2 separate regions of the Homo sapiens genome follow, and region 1 is linked to region 2. Evidence: chromatin contacts called from ENCODE Hi-C or POLR2A ChIA-PET data. All regions are on one chromosome and are shown on one strand. The core of a region is the stretch at or near the end of the contact, and the rest is flanking DNA. Distances in the headings are between cores, read along the strand shown. Region 1 has its middle 32 kb from the start of CD2BP2. Region 2 has its middle 18 kb from the start of CORO1A.

Region 1 (5,981 bases), core at 3,225-5,724, 160 kb after region 2:
CTGAGATCGCACCATTGCACTCCAGCCTGGGGGACAGAGCGAGACTCCGTCTCAAAAAAAAAAAAAAAAAGGAAAAAAGAAAAAAAGAAAATGTAGAAAGAGAGCCACTCCACTGCAGAGCAATTAATTCTATCTCCACTAATATTTTTCTAAATATTCACTGGAACAGTTTTAAAAATAATTTCCTGAACTTTAACCCTCCCAACGTCTTCAAAAGGCAAAAATTACCCCCTCAGAGGGACACAGCTGGTAGTGCCAATACAGAAGATCTTTGTCTTCCCATTCTTAGTCCATAGCTTTTTTCATGACACCAGCCTCTCCTAAGATAAATATCTGTGAAGGATCAACTTTTTAAAATACACACATTCTAGCTGGGCACGGTGGCTCACATCTGTAATCCCAGAACTTTGGGAGGCTGAGGCGGACGTATCACCTGAGGTCAGGAGTTTGAGACCAGCCTGGTCAACACGGTGAAACCCGTCTCTACTAAAAATACAAAAATTAGCCAGGCGTGGTGGCATGCACCTGTAATCCCAGCTACATGGGAGGCTGAGGCAGGAGAATCGCTTGAACCCGGGAGGTGGAGATTGCAGTGAGCCAAGATGGTGCCAACTGCACTCCAGCCTGGGCAACAGAGCAAGACGCCGTCTCAAAAAAAAAAAAAAAAAATACATTCTTAAAAATAAAGACACTTAGAGAGGAATCTAAAACACACTGGTTCTATTTTTATGCTAAGACAGCAGGTGGATTTTTTTTTTTTTTTGGAAAAAGAAAAGGGAACAAATTTCACATAGGAGAAGAGTTTTTGAAATCTTTGCACAACAGGGTGGCCATAGTAAATAATGATGTATTTATTTGCAAAGAGAAGACACAGATAACAATAGCAATAATAATAATGTATTTCAAACAATTAAGAGTAAATTTCAAATGCCTCACCACAAAATATAAGTAAGCAAAGTAAGGCGATAGTATGTTAATTAGCATGATTTAATCATACTACATTACACACATATATATAAACATTACGTTGTACCCTATGTGTACAATTATGATTTCTGAATTAATATTAGAGTGGGGAGAACAATGATTAATTTTTACTTCTTCAGTAAGATTACAATGAAAATGTAGAGAGCACTAGCATTATAGTAACTATACGATAGGCCACTTTAAATAAAAGGCATCTTTTACAAAATTTTTAGTCAATAAATTGATTACCACATACTTACGACCTATTTGCTATTAAGTGTAATTTATAATTCTAGTATTTTCAAAAAAGGAACATATTAAAATCCTATCAATATTTCAAATAATGACAGAATTAATCATTTTTAATAGAATCCTTACTCAGGTCCTTCAAAAACAATATAAACTATGACTTAAGGTAGATTCCTTTAAATCTGACTAATGAATAAATGTTAAATCTCAAATTTCATAGTCCCAGTGCTGGAAAACCTATATTTTTATTTTTCTTCACGTTTATACAAAGAACGTACAGACAGGCAAGAAATGTAATCAACCTTTTTAGGAAAGAATCCCAGGATTTGCTTTCTTTTCAATTAAATATATATGAATTCTGGGGGATACTGGTGATCATCTCTGGATCTTTTTACTCATCTAATGAGAAAAGAGTCTCATTATACAAAGAGGATAGTCAAAAAGCCTAATGATTTCCTCACATAAGTAGATTTTTCTGTCTGGCAAATCTGAAGAAGTCAACATAGAATCTGTCATTAATGCATTGAATCTGAACTTCCACTATTCAAATCAAATTAGGACCTGGAAATAAAGTGTTAACACTTCAGACAAGAAATTCCAGGGTTTGTATCATCAGGAATATAAACCAGGGACACTCTCAAGAGGCTGAAGAGCAAGAGTCATGCACTGCTTCAGAGAATTAAATACTCCAAGATGAAAGTTAAAATTTCAAACACACATATCACACATACACATCTTTTAACATCAGGTTGAAATGCTAAAGGGAACAGAGTAAAGGTATGTTTTCAATTAATAAATTTAAATGAGAGAAAACTTTAAATTCAAAGAGCTTCAGTAAAAAAAAAAAAAATATTAGCAATGTTATCAAATGTGGACGAAAAGCTAATATATGTCACTATGTAATCCAAGACATATTCATTAGTGGCGCCTTTTTTCTGGGCTATTAATATATTAGATGCCATCCAAAAACAAATATCTAGTAAATATTAAGTTTAACGACTTCTTAAAAACCTGTAGGTTCCCAAAGACATATACATGTATGTGCAGTGAGGCCACTGCTAAGCCTCTAACAATATTCTTGTAGACTACTAAAGTTCTCTATGATGATAAAAAGCGTGATAAAAAAAATCTAGTGTCTCCCCTTAATAAACAAAGAACGAGCATAACTTAGGAAGTTCGGTAACAAAAACAATCTATAATTCTGGTACCAGAAATCCCTCTGAGGCTGGGCGAGGTGGCTTACACCTGTAATCCCAGCACTTTGGGAAGCCAAGGCAGGGGGGATCACCTGAGGTCCGAAGATGAAGAACATCCTGGCTAACAGGGTGAAACCCTGTCTCTACTAAAAATACAAAAAATTAGCCAGGCGAGTGGCACATGCCTGTAATCCCAGCTACTCAGGAGGCCAAGGCAGGAGAATCACTTGAACCCAGGAGGTAGAGGTTGCGTGAGCCTAGATCGTGCCCTTGCACTCCAGCCTGGGCAACAAGAGCAAAACTCCATCTCAAAAAAAAAAAAAAAAAGCAACAAGTCCCTCTGAAAAAAGTTTTAAATAATAAACAAAAAAGTCTATAACAGGTTTTTAAATAACTATAAAGTCCTACACATATTATATGAATGCCAACATAATAATATGAATATGAATATCAACAGGGTATCCAAATCCTTTTTTGAAAAGGTCTGAAAATTAATATGAAAGAAGTAATTCAGTATGTTCAGAAATCTGTTGATTCTAGGCCAGGTATGGTAGCTCACACCTGTTATCCCAGCACTTTGGGATTTACAAAATGGCATTTCCTCCTCACCTAAGGTCAGGAGTTCAAGACCAGCCTGGCCAAGATGGTGAAACCCCATCTCTACTAAAAACTACAAAAATTAGCCAGGCGTGGTGGCAGTCGCCTGTAATCCCAGCTACTCAGGAGGCTGAGGTAGGAGAATCACTTGAACCCGGGCGGCAGAGTTTGCAGTGAGCCAAGATCTCACCACTGCACTCCAGCCTGGGTGACAAATAAAATAAAATAAAGAAATCTGTTGATTCTGGAATATTTGCGTTTCATTCCCCAATCAGCAGGCATGCAATTGGCAAGAAGTGTGTTTCCCCAGGCATTCTAATGGGATGCCAGAAGGCTCAACCCAGTGCTTAAATTTTTAGTGATTACATTGCTTAAATAATGTAGACAGATACAATAGACTCAAAATAAATCAATGTGTAAAAAGACTTTAAATATGTGCACAAGGTATTTTTCAAGATGGATAAAACATATGAATCTTAAATTACCATATTCTTTTATTTTTTATTTTTTCTGAGACAGAGGTTTTCCTCTTGCTGCCCAGGCTGGAGTGCAACAGCATCATCTCCACTCACTGCAACCTCCGCCTCCCAAGTTCAAGCAATTCTCCTGCCTCAGCCTCCTGAATAGCTGGGACTACAGGCGTGTGCCACCATGCCCAGCTAATTTTTGTATATTTTTTAGTCGAGATGGGGTTTCACCATGTTGGCCAGGATGGTCTTGATCCCTTGACCTCATGATCCGCCCACCTCGGCCTCCCAAAGTGCTGAGATTACAGGTATGAGCCACTGCGCGTGGCCAAATTACCGTATTCTTTCTTCTGTAGAAAGATCTGGCCACTCCAGTCCATTACGATACTGTCCTTTTGAGCCTGCTCAATCAGTTTGTTTAAGCCCTGCCTCAGGCCAACAAGGCTGCCATAAGAGGAATGCTTTCCCCAAAAAAACATCCTACAAGAACAGTGTTGCAATCTCTGGAGTTAACACTTAATATAAAAACACAAACTTGCAGGATCTCATTTTCATGTATTTACTTGAGGAAAGACACAAATATAGAGTGGATGCTATTTATTGATGCACTTAGTAGGAAAGAAGGGGATAGCAAAAGTAACAATTTTACCAGATCCATGCACATATGCAGGTTGTATTTTACTGGAGATGGCACACATAAAAATTCCAGATAGTGGTAAGGATATGAAAAAAAGTGGCAGGAATGGGTGTGATAGTGAAAAAGTCACTGCATATCTGTACCTTGACTGAGGTCATGGTTACACAGGTGTATACATTTGTCAAAATTTACTGAATTTAAGACCTATACAGGCCGGGCGTGGTGGCTCACGCCTGTAATCCCAGCACTTTGGGAGGCCGAGGCGGATGGGTCACCTGAGGTCAGGAGTTCCAGACCAGCCTGGCCAACATGGTGAAACCCCATCTCTACTAAAAGTGCAAAAACTAGCCAGGCGTGGTGGCAGGCATCTGTAATCACAGCTACTTGGGGCGCTGAGGCAAGAGAATCACTTGAACCCGGGAGGCGGAGGTTGCGGTGAGTCGTGATCGCACCATTGCACTCCAGTCTGGGGGATAAGAGCGAGACTTCATCTCAAAAGAAAAAAAGAAAAAAAGAAAAAACACCACCACCTATACATACATAAATTTTATCTCAAAGAAGCACCACAATAGAATTCAAAAACGAATTCAATTTAAAAAGGAAAAGTACACTCGATTAATACAAGATGGAAAAGAATAACATTATAAAACCAAGTATCTCTGCATGAGCGAACTCCACAAGAATTTAGTAAGTTATACTCTACATTAAAAAAAAAACAAAAAACAAAAACTCAGAATAAGGGAGCATTTCCTATACATATGAAACCACAAAATTTCTGTACTCTTTACTGTTAGGCCTCTATACAAGGGGAAGTATGTTTCATTTTATAGTTCCAAAAATAAAATGGGCTCTGAAAAACTTCAAGATAGTCAAAGACAGGTAACCAAAATGATGACAATGTGAAAAGATTAACAAACAACAGCTCCTCTAAATCATTAAGGGTGGTCCAATGAAAGGAGCCTCAGGGATTTGTTTTAGGCGATTAGGATAAGGAACAAGAGCCAGGTAACAAAGGCAGAAAATCCTAAAGAATTTAACAATTCAATGTTCCCAACAGACACCATGGACCACACTCCATTTTATATGACACTTAAATGACATTCCATACATGTGTCTAACATGAAGATTGAGCAGATAAAAGGTATCACTTTAGTAATCATCCTCAATCAACACCAGATAACAAATGAGGGGCTTTTGCTTATGGAAATTCTCACATATTGAGCTGAACACTTTTACCTTAATTAATTAATTAATTTATTTATTTATTATTATTTTTTTTTTTTTTTTGAGACGGAGTCTCGCTCTGTCGCCCAGGCTGGAGTGCAGTGGCGGGATCTCGGCTCACTGCAAGCTCCGCCTCCCGGGTTCACGCCATTCTCCTGCCTCAGCCTCCCAAGTAGCTGGGACGACAGGCGCCCGCCACTACGCCCGGCTAATTTTTTTGTATTTTTAGTAGAGACGGGGTTTCACCGTTTTAGCCGGGATGGTCTCGATCTCCTGACCTCGTGATCCGCCCGCCTCGGCCTCCCAAAGTGCTGGGATTACAGGCGTGAGCCACCGCGCCCGGCCAATTAATTTATTTTTTGAGACAGAGTTTCGCTCCTGCTGCCCAGGCTGGAGTGCAATGGCTCGATCTCGGCTCACCACAACCTCCGTCTCCCGGATTCACGTGATTCTCCTGCCTCAGCCTCCCAAGTAGCTGGGATTACAGGCATATGCCACCACGCCCGGCTAATTTTTGTATTTTTAGTAGACACGGGGTTTCTCCACGTTGGTCAGGCTGGTCTCTCCCAACCTCAGGTGATCCACCCACCTTGGCCTCCCAAAGTGCTGGGATTACAGGTGTGAGCCACCATACACAGCCTTATC
Region 2 (5,379 bases), core at 2,340-4,839:
TCACACCTGTAATCCCAGCTCTTTGGGAGGCTGAGGCAGATAGCTTGAGTTCAGGAGTTCGAGACAAGCCTGGGCAACATGGCAAGACCCTGTCTCTAAAAAATATATAAATTAAAAATAAATTCAGGCCAGGCGCAGTGACTCACATCTGTAATCCCAGCACTTAGGGAGGCCAAGGTGGGTGGATCATTTGAGGTCAGGAGGTTGAGACCAGCCTGACCAACGTGATGAAATTCTATCTCTACCAAAAAATTAAAAAATTAGTCAGGTGTGATGGTGCATATCTGTAGTCCCAGGTACTTGGGTGGCTGAGGCAGGAGAATCACTTGAACCAGGGAGGTGGAGGTTGCAGTGAGCCGAGATGGTGCCACTGCACTCCAGCCTGGGTGACAGAGCAAGACTCTGTCTCAAAAATAAATAAATAAATTAATTTTAAAAAAGAGATTTCAGGCCCATGTCAAGGGCAAAGAACAGAGTCAAAAAAGAAAAATTGCTGGCCAGGGCAGGGCCTGGTGGCTCATGCCTATAATCTTAGCAGTTTGGTAGGCTGCGGTGGGAGCATCACTTGAGGCCAGGAGTTTCAGACCAGCCTGGGCAACATAGCAAATCCCTGTCTCTATTTCTTTAAAAAAAAAAAAAAAAATCTGGCCAGAAAAACCACATCCAAACCAAAGACATATTTAGTTTTGCTCGCACAACATTTTTAGAAATTTTTGAATTAGTTGCCAACATTGAAAGATCTAGAGCTTTCACATAAAAATCCATATTTCTACTTTATCTTGAAAAGCCAAGTTTGGCTACACAGGGCCAGCATTTCTTCATGGTGACAAGTGGCTGGCACCACCACAGCCCCTCCACTCCCTGTTCTGGTTCACCCGCCCTGCCTCAGATGCTCATGTTACCTGCACAGTCCTCTCTAGTGAATGAAAGACGGCTGCCAATCCTTTGTAAATTTCCACATCAAAAGAAGTTGGCTGGGTGTGGTGGCTCACACCTTTAATCCCGGCACTTTGGGAGGCAAAGGTGGATGGATCACCTGAGCTCAGGGGTTTGAGACCAGCCTGGCCAATATGGTGAAACCCCATCTGTTGCCAAAAAGAGTGGTTTGTTTGTTTGTTTGTTTATTTGTGTATAGACAGGGTCTCACTCTATTACCCAGGCTGGAGTGCAGTGGTGTGATCATAGCTCACTGCAGACTTGACCTCTTGGGCTCAAGCGATCCTCCCACCTCAGCCTCCCAAGCAGCTGGAACTATAGGCACACGCCACCTATAGTCTGGCTAATTTTTAAATATTTTTAGAGACAAGGGTCTTACTTTGTTGCCCAGGCTGGTCTTGAACTCCTGGCCCTAAGTGATCCTCCTGCCTTGGCCTCCCAAAATGCTGGGATTAGAGGTGTGAGCCACTGCACCCAGCCCGCTAACTTTTTATATTATTCGTTGAGTTAGGATCTCTCTGTGTTGCCCAGGCTAGTCTTGAACTCCTGGGCTCAAGAAATCCTCCTGCCTTGGCCCCTCAAAGTGCTGGGATTACAGGTGTGAGCCACCACACTGGAGCCATTATTTATTATTATTTTGTTTGTTTGTTTGTTTTGAAACAGGGTTGCACTTTGTTGCCCAGGTTGGAGTACAGCAGTGTGATGTTGGCTCACTGCAACCTCTGCCTCCCTGGTTCAAGCAATCCTCCCACCTCAGCCTCCTGAGTAGCTGGGACAACAGGTGCATGCCCAGCTAATTTTGTATATTTTTTGTAGACACAAGGTTGCACCATATTGCCCAGGCAGTTCTTGAACTTCTGAGCTCAACTGATCCACCCGCCTTGGCCTCCCAAAGTGCTATGATTATAGGTGTGAGCCACTGCACCTGGCCAAATTGACAACCATTTTGTTATTTCTCATTATTCTGGGATTTTGAGCAGAAGCATCCTGAGAAAGGAAGCAAAACCTTTTAGTCTACTGAAAGGATAGGCCTGTAATTGTCACAGAATAACTTCTACCACATTCTATCAGTTAAGCAGTCATGGGAGCTGGGTGTGGTGGCTCATGCCTGTAATCTCAGCACTTTGGGAGGCTGAGGTGGGCGGATCGCCTGAGGTCAGGAGTTTCAGACCAGCCTGGCCAACATGGTGAAACCCCATCTCTACTAAAAATACAAAAATTAGCCAGCTGTGGTGGCGTGTGCCTGTAACCCCAGCTACTCAGGAGGCTGAGGCACGAGAATCGCTTGAACCCAAGAGGTGGAGGTTGCAGTGAGCTGAGATTGTGCCACTGCACTCCAGCCTGAGTGATGGAACAAGACTCTGTTTCAAATAAGTAAGTGAGTAAGTAAGTAAGTAAGTAAGTAAATAAATAAATAAAAGATGGATCAGAAGAAGGTGAGATGGCCTGCAGATTACTTAGGGGGTTCCTGCAATGGTAGAAGCAACTCAACTCAGGTAGTGTCGGTAGTGATGAAGAGAAAAGGGGAGATTCAAGGTCAAGACTCCTCACTCCAGGAGGCCCTCCCTGGGGTTCTAATGGGACATGCAGGTCAGAACCAGGAAACACAGAGACAGGTTTGTACCTCAGAGACAGGCTGAGAGTCATCAGAGTTTGCAATTGAAGCTGCCTATGTGGATAAGATAGTGTGGGGAGTTTGAGTGCAATAAGAAGAGATGGAGGTGCGGGACTCACGTCTGTAATCCCAGCACTTTGGGAGGCTGAGATGGGTGGGTTGCTTAGGGCCAGGAGTTTAAGACCAGCCTGGGCAACATTATGGGACCCCCCCCGCCTCTCCAAAAACCAGAAGTATTAGCCAGGCATGGTGTTGCACGCCTTTAGTCCCAGCACTTTGGGAGGCTGAGGCAGGAGGATCGCCTGAGCCCAGGACTTTGAGGCTGCAGTGAGCTGTAATTGCACCCCTGCACTCCAGCCTGGGTGACAGAACAAGACCCTGAATCTAAATAAGTAACTAAGAGGTGGAGTCCTGGGAGGACTCTGGGTGTAATGAGTAAAGCAGAGGAAGAGACACCCCACAGGGGATTGACAGAGAAAGCCATAGAGAAAGATGAGAACAAGGGGAGGGTGCGTCGTCGCATATTCGAAAGGAACATGTTCAAGGAGGAGGCATAGTCAGTAGCATTGGATGGACACCAAAACGTGTTTGCCTGATTTGATGACCAGGAAGTTACTGGTGGCCCTGCTGAGGGCAAATCTTTTTTTTTTTTTTTTTTAATGGAGTTTCGCTCTGTCACCCAGGCTGGAGTGCAATGGCTCAATCTCGGCTCACTGCAACCTCTGTCTCCCGGGTTCAAGCGATTCTCCTGCCTCAGCCTCCCCAGTAGCTGGGATTACAGGTGTGCGCCACCACACCCAGCTAATTTTTGTGTTTTTAGTAGAGATGGGGTTTCACCATGTTGGCCAGGGTGGTCTTGAACTCCTGACCTCAGGTGATCTGCCTGCCTCAGCCTCCCAAAGTGTTGGGATAACAGGCGTGAGCCACCGGGCCTGGCTGGTGAGGGCAAATATATGTGGAATGGCGAGGGCAGAAGACAGACTCAAGTAGGTGGAAAAGTAGGAAATGAGGAAGTGGAGACAGTGAGTGTCCACCACTCTCTCAAGAAACTCACATGTGAACAATAGGAGTGAAATAGGGAAGTGGTTTGAGGTTGCCAAGTTGAGAGAGGTTCCCCCTGCACACAGGAACCTGGGTGTGTTTTATATCCTGAAAAGAGAGGGTCTGCAGAGAGAGGCCTGCCAGTAGAGGAGAAAAGGGTGAAACGATGAGGTGAGATCACTGAAGAAATGGGAGGAATGTGTCCCAAGAGGGATCGGCCTTGGGCCCAATGAGAACCATTACTTTAAAAACATTTTTTTAGAGACAGGGTCTCCTTCTGTCATCCAGGCTGGAATGCAGTGGCGCAATCATAGTTCACTGAAGCCTCCAACTCCTGGGCTCAAGGGATCCTCCTGCTTCAGCCTCCCGAGTAGTTAGGACTACAGGCACATGCCATCACACGTGGCTAATATTTTATTTTATTTATTTATTTATTTATTTGAGACAGAGTTTCGCTCTTGCTGCCCAGGCTGGAGTGCAATGGTACAATCTCAGCTCATTGCAACCTCCGCCTCCCGGGTTCAAGCAATTCTCCTGCCTCAGCCTCCCAAGTAGCTGGGATTACAGGCATGCGCCACCACGCCTGGCTAATTTTTTGTATTTAGTAGAGACAGAGTTTCACCATGTTGGTCAGGCTGATATCGAACTCCTGACCTCGGGTGATCCGCCCGCCTTGGCCTCCCAAAGTGCTGGGATTACAGGCATTAGCCACCGTGTCCAGCCCATATTTTATATTTTGTAGAAATGGAGTCTCACTATGTTGTTCAGGCTTGTCTCAATCTCCTGGCCTCAAATGATCCTCCTGCCTTGGCCTCCAGAAGTGCTGGGATTTCAGGCATGAGCCACTGTGCCCGGGCAGGAGTGCTTTCAGAATGTGAGTCAGTGCTGACCCTGCAGGTAGATGGAAGATCAGGGCCACATGAGGAGGTGCCAGGCTACCAGAGCAACCTCTTGCCAATGAAACTGTTACTTCTTTACCTGGAGACTTGTGGGGGCTCCGTGCTACTCACTGGAGAAAACTCCTTGAGAAGGCTCTGTTTGAGGTCCCCCATGCTCTGCCCCTATGGACCTTCCCAGCATTCTGACCTTTCCTCTCACCCCAAGCATCTGAGGCCCCAGCCTTGGGGGACAGCTCTCCATTCCCTAAAACGTCATGATCTTTTCCTGCCTTCATCTGAATGGCTCTTCTCCCTCCTGCCTCTCTTCTTTGCTTGGCAGACTCCTATTCAATACCTAGTTCAGGCCAGGAGCAGTGGCTCACGCCTGTAATCCCAGCACTCTGGGAGGTGAGGCAGGCGGATCACCTGAGGTCAGGAGTTTGAGACCAGCCTGGGCAGTATAGCAAGACCCCATCTCTAAAAAAATAGAAAAATTAGACAGGTGTGGTGGCTTGCACCTGGAATCCCAACACTTTGGGGTGCCCAGGCGGGCGGATCACCTGAGGTCCGGAGTTCGAGACCAGCCTGGCCAACATGGTGAAACCTGTCTCTACAAAAAATAGAAAAATTAGACAGGTGTGGTGGCTCACACCTGGAGTCCCAGCACTTTGAGAGGCCGAGGCATGCAGATCACTCTGAGGTCAGGAGTTCAAGACCAGCTCAGCCAACATGGCAAAACCCCATCTCTACTAAAAATACAAAAATTAGCTGGGCATGGTGGCAGGCACCTATAATCCCAGCTACTCTGGAGGTGGAGGCAGGAGAATTGCTTGAACCTGCGGGGAGGAGGTTGCAGTGAGCCGAGATCGTGCCACTGCACTCCAGACTGGGCGAAACAGCAAAACTCCA

Evidence for each region. A loop is a pair of places that touch in the nucleus more often than their neighbours do. ChIA-PET counts read pairs that join two places held with the same protein, here RNA polymerase II (POLR2A). Pooled maps may share reads with other maps.
Region 1: a pooled map shows a loop between it and region 2 (2.6-fold over the local background). The contact joins two enhancer-like sites. A Hi-C loop is called at or near these places in 1 of 37 single-sample maps with no recorded cell type and 2 of 50 pooled maps. POLR2A ChIA-PET finds 5 or more read pairs at or near these places in 3 of 52 experiments (activated naive CD4-positive, alpha-beta T cell, activated naive CD8-positive, alpha-beta T cell and naive thymus-derived CD8-positive, alpha-beta T cell).

The regions. Positions count from the first base shown.
Region 1 is chr16:30,320,502-30,326,482 of GRCh38, forward strand. It overlaps the pseudogene SMG1P5. Among named protein-coding and RNA genes, the nearest start is that of CD2BP2, 32 kb to the right of the region's middle. RefSeq lists a silencer at 4,549-4,598. Within about 2 kb of position 4,475, at least 3 of the 41 ENCODE cell types and tissues checked have a DNase peak (open chromatin) inside an H3K27ac peak, as active enhancers do.
Region 2 is chr16:30,162,787-30,168,165 of GRCh38, forward strand. No RefSeq gene overlaps it. Among named protein-coding and RNA genes, the nearest start is that of CORO1A, 18 kb to the right of the region's middle. RefSeq lists an enhancer at 3,300-3,559. Within about 2 kb of position 3,590, at least 6 of the 41 ENCODE cell types and tissues checked have a DNase peak (open chromatin) inside an H3K27ac peak, as active enhancers do.